Linked DNA regions of Homo sapiens: region 1 is linked to region 2. Evidence: chromatin loops called from intact Hi-C (ENCODE). Cell type or tissue: tibial artery. All regions are shown on one strand.

The links. A loop is a pair of places that touch in the nucleus more often than their neighbours do. Peaks named below come from ENCODE experiments on the same cell type or tissue, not always from the same donor. Only the 100,000 strongest peaks of a DNase experiment are listed, where the experiment ranks them.
Region 1: a loop joins it to region 2, with 8 times the contacts of the local background. A loop is called at or near these places in 104 of 110 quality-filtered maps.

Annotation. Positions count from the first base shown.
Region 1 is chr1:21,367,332-21,369,831 of GRCh38, forward strand. No RefSeq gene overlaps it. Among named protein-coding and RNA genes, the nearest start is that of NBPF3, 72 kb to the right of the region's middle. In tibial artery, a CTCF peak has its summit at 1,345 (motif pointing left); a DNase peak (open chromatin) is centred at 1,328.
Region 2 is chr1:21,230,714-21,233,213 of GRCh38, forward strand. All of the region lies in intron 14 of ECE1 (endothelin converting enzyme 1), which reads right to left. Among named protein-coding and RNA genes, the nearest start is that of EIF4G3, 55 kb to the left of the region's middle. In tibial artery, a CTCF peak has its summit at 1,444 (motif pointing right); no DNase peak of the experiment used is centred here.

The DNA of each region.
Region 1 (2,500 bases), 140 kb after region 2:
TTATTCATAATAGCCTAACGTGGAAACAACCCAAATGTCCATCCGCTGATTAATGGAGAAACAAGATGTGGTCTATCCACACATTAGAATATTATTCAACCATAAAAAGGAGTGAAATACATATACATGCTACAACATGGATGAACCTGGAAAACATACTAAGTGAAAGAAACCAGTCACAAAAGTTTACATTTTGCATTATCCTATTTATACGAAATGTCAAGAATAGGCAAATCTATACAGACAGAAAGGAGAGGAGTACCTGCCTAGGCCTGGGAGTGACTGCCAATGGGTACGAGGTTTCTTTTGGGGTAAAAATGTCCTGAAATTGGGTTACAGTAATGGTTGTATAAATCTCTCTACATACTAGAAATCATTGTATTAGGCCGGGCGCAGTGGCTCACGCCTGTAATCCCAGCACTTTGGGAGGCTGAGCTGGGTGGATCACAAGGTCAGGAGATCGACACCATCCTGGCTAACACGGCGAAACCCCGTCTCTACTGAAAATACAAAAAAAAATTTGCCGGGCGCGGTAGCGGGCGCCTGTAGTCCCAGCTACTCGGGAGGCTGAGGCAGGAGAATGGCGTGTACCCGGGAGGCGGAGCTTGCAGTGAACCGAGATCGTGCCACTGCACTCCAGCCTGGGCGACAGAGCGAGACTCTGTCTCAAAAAAGAAAAAAAAAAAAAAAAGAAATCATTGTATTGTACATTCTAAATGAGTGAACTTTTATGACATATACATTATATCTCAACAAAGCCTTTTAAAAAGTTTATTGAATGGGCTGGGCGCAGTGGCTCACACCTGTAATCCTAGCACTTTGGGAAGCTGAGAGCTGGGCGGATCACCTGAAGTCGGGAATTCGAGACCAGCCTGGCCAATATGGCGAAACCCCAGCTCTACTAAAAATACAAAACTTAGCCGGGTGTGGTGGTGCGTGCCTGTAATCCTAGCTACTTGGGAATCTGAAGCAGGGGAATTGCGTGACCCCTGGAGACGGAGGTGGCAGTGAGCTGAGGTCGCGCTGCTGCACTCCAGCCTGGGCAACAGAGCAAGACTCCATCTCAAAAAAAAAAAAAGTTTATTGAATGAACGAGGAGAAGATAAAGTGGAAGGAAGATAAGGAGGGAAAACAGTTGAGAAACTGCCCTAGGTCTGGACAGAGCTGATTCCCTAAGACACCCCCGCTGGGAAGCCTGGTTCACCCTTTAGTCCCCTCCCTTCCTTCCTTTCTTCCTTTCTCCTCCCCTCTCCTTTCCCACGGTCTGTGATTCTGGTGGAAACTCTGGCCCAAGCTGGGCTGGCAGGAGGAGCCACCTGCCACGGTGCACGGCTGTCCCCTGGTGGCGATCTAAAGTGAAGACTTGGGAATGTGGTCAAGGTGGGAGGCCTGGGAATGGGGATTATTAGAGAGCTAGGGAAACCCTGGTGAATGAAGGGTGAAGGAGCAGAAGAAACTTCCAGAAGCCTGGAGACAGGGGAACGCCAGGGATGGAGCCCTGTGACACTTTGCTAAGCTTCTGAGGTTGATACTGGGATTCTGATTATTACTGTGCCGGTCTCCACGTCTGTTTCCTGTCTCCTCCGGCAGTGATGTGGGCACCAGGAGGGAAGGGGTGTGTCTGCTGATGCATGCTGCCTCCCCAGCACCTAGCACAGTGCTTGGCACTGAGTAGGTGCTCACTAAAAATATGTGGACTGCAGTTGGTTATAGTAGGAGGAACAGAGAGAGAAGCCTGGGCTTGAAGCCAGTGTTCATCCTGTCAATCCAGTGACTTGGATAAGTCCTGTGACCCTGGTGAGCCTGAATTGGCTCACTTACCTGTGTTGTGGGGAGAATAACCCTTCTCTCTCAGAGTCATAGTGAATTTAAATGATCACATTTGCATATAGCTTCAGGCTCATCCTAGGAGCTCCTGGCAGCCAGGAATGGTAAAGAGGCACCACATCCTACACCTGGGTCTGCAGGCCCATAGAGGGGACCCAGCAACTTCACTGACTTGCTGGGGGATGTCAGCCAAGTCCCTTTACATTCTAGGACTCTGTTAGCTCCCTTTTAAAATAAGGAGAATAAGGCCAGGCATGGTGGCTCATGCCTGTAATCCCAGCACTTTGGGAGGCCAAGGCAGGCAGATCACTTGAGGTCAGGAGTTCGAATCCAGCCTGGCCAACATGGTGAAACTCTGTCTCTACTAAAAATACAAAAATTAGCCGGGTGTGGTGGCACGTACCTGTAGTCCCAGCTATTTGGGAGCCTGAGGCAGGAGAATCACTTGAACCCGGGAGGCAGAGGTTGCAGTGAGCAGAGATCACGCCACTGCACTCCAGCCTGGGCGATAGAACAAGACTCCATCTCCAAAAAAACACAAAGTAAAAAAGAAATATGCGTAAGAGTTTTGCATACTTTGTTGGCACTGTGAGGTCTCCTCTGAGAGTTGGGGAGGCCATACAGGCTGTATTTGTGGGAGGAGCATTGAGGGTGTGGAGTGAATGGCAAAGGT
Region 2 (2,500 bases):
ATATGGTAACAGATTGACTGCAGAATCAGATATGAGAATCCAGTTGTCTTTGATTAAGCCAGACATAAAGAAATTTGCAAAAAGTAAAACGATACCTCTCTTCTCATTAATTTTTTGAAAATAGTTATTTTCCATAAAATTTAAAAAAAATCAGGGCCAGTGCAGTGGCAATGGCACCATCTTGGATCACCCGCAACGTCTGCTTCCCGGGTTCAAGCGATTCTCCTGCCTCAGCCTCCTGAGTAACTGGGATTACAGGCATGTGCCACCATGCCTGGCTAATTTTGTATGTTTAGTAGAGATGGGGTTTCTCCATGTTGGTCAGGCTGGTCTTGAACTCCCGACCTCAGGTGATCCACCCGCCTTGGCCTCCCAAAGTGCTGGGATTACAGACGTGAGCCACCGCGCCCAGCAATAATTTTTTTGAGTGTAGAAGGATCCCAAGACCAAAAAAGGTTTTGAAAGTAATGGTATATAGTCATGAGGTATTTGGCATTTCAATGACTTCTCTGGTACAGAGGGGAAGGGTGAGTGAGGAGTGCAGTGAGATGGGTACCACATTTCCTCTAAGAGCCTAGACAGTCACTCTGCCTCCTCCAGGTGAGCCCCACAGCCATGGGAACATACTGAGAACTTTATTTATTTTGAGATGGAGTCTCACTCTGTTGCCTAGGCTGGAGTGCAGTGGTGCAATCTCTGTTCACTGCAACCTCTGCCTCCCGGGTTCAAGCGATTCTCCTGCCTCAGGCTCCCAAGTAGCTGGGATTACAGGTGTCTACCACCATGCGTGGCTAATTTTTGTATATTTAGTAGAGACGGGATTTCACCATGTTGGCCAGATTGGTCTTGAACTCCTGACCTCAAGTGATCTACCCGCCTTGGCCTCCCAAAGTACTGGGATTACCGGTGTGAGCCCCCGTACCTGGCCAAGAACTCTATTTATGTATTTATTTATTTTAGAGACAGGGTCTTGCTCTGTAGCCCAGGCTGGAGTGCAGTGGTACAACTGTAGCTCACCGCAACCTCAACCTCCTGGGCTCAAGCGCATGCTACCACGTCCAGCTAATTTTTTAAATTTTTTGTAGAGATGGGGTTTCACCATGTTGCCCAGGCTGGTCTCAAACTTCTGAGCTCAAGAGATCCTCCCACCTTGGCCTCTCAAAGCGTTCGAATTACAGGCGTGGGCCGCTGTACCTGGCCATATGGAGGAATTTAAAACATCATATTTATATTCAAATAATCACAAATACTTCAATGGGTAGGCAAGGAAATTTAAATAAAAACATTCAAGCTAAGTTAAAATACTTCAGATAAACTGGCAACAGAGCCTATGCCATGTTCTGAAGGTAAAAGCCCACCTTCTTGTACATAGCGGGGTGTCCTGGTTGGAGGCTGGAAATGAAGGAAATAGAGATGTTTGAACCCCTATAGTCCACCAGGGGGCACCAGAGGCAAAGAGAAGTTGATTGCACCCTTCCCTAAGATTTATCCCAAATGTTTGCACTGAGGAATGGAAGGACCTTGGACTGAAGACTGGAACTGGGCTGACTACATCTAATTTTTTTGAGGAGACAGTTTTTTTTTTTCTTTCTTTCTTTTTTTTCAGGCAGGGTCTCGCTCTGTTGCCCAGGCTGGAGTACAGTGGCATGATCTTGACTCACTGCAGCTTCGACCTCCTGGGCTCTAGTGATCCTCCCACCTCTGCCTCCCCAGTAGCTGGGACTACAGGTTCGTGCCACCACGTCCAGCTAATTTTAAAAATTTTTTGTAGAGACCACATCTCCCTATGTCGCCCAACCTGGTCTTGAAGTCTTAGGCTCAAGCGATCTGCCCACCTCAGCCTGCAAAGTGCTGGGATTGCAGGCCTGAGCTACTGTGATTGACCTGAGGAGACAGTAATAAAAAGGACAAAGACCAGGTCTCATTCTAGGTTATCCTGATTTAAGGTCAGGAAGCTGTATTTTTTTTTTTTTTTTGAGATGGAGTCTTGCTCTGTCACCCAGACTGGAGTGCAGTGGCACGATCTCGGCTCACTGCAACCTCCGCCTCCCGGGTTCAAGCAATTCTCGTGCCTCAGCTACTCACTCCTGAGTAGCTGGGACTACAGGTGTGCGCCACCACACCCGGTTAATTTTTGTATTTTTAGTAGAGACAGGGTTTTGCCATGTTGACCATGGCTGGTCTCAAACTCCTGGGTTCAGGTGATCCACCTGTCTTGCCCTCCCAAAGTGCTGGGATTACAGGCGTGAGCCACCACGCCCGGCCAGGAAGCTGTATCTTTGAAAAAGTTCCCCAGAGGACTCTGATGTGCAGTGAGCTTTGGGAAGCACAGCTGTCAAGCCCATCCAGAACCTTCCCCAGGCCTCTGTGGGCTCCCTGTCCTGAGATCCCACCATTCGTGGTAGTGAGGAACAATGGGAAAGCTGCTCTTGCTGGGGCCTCCTTGGGGTCTGGCGCTCCCCAGAGGTCCTCACATTTGACTGCCATGAGGACCCCAGAA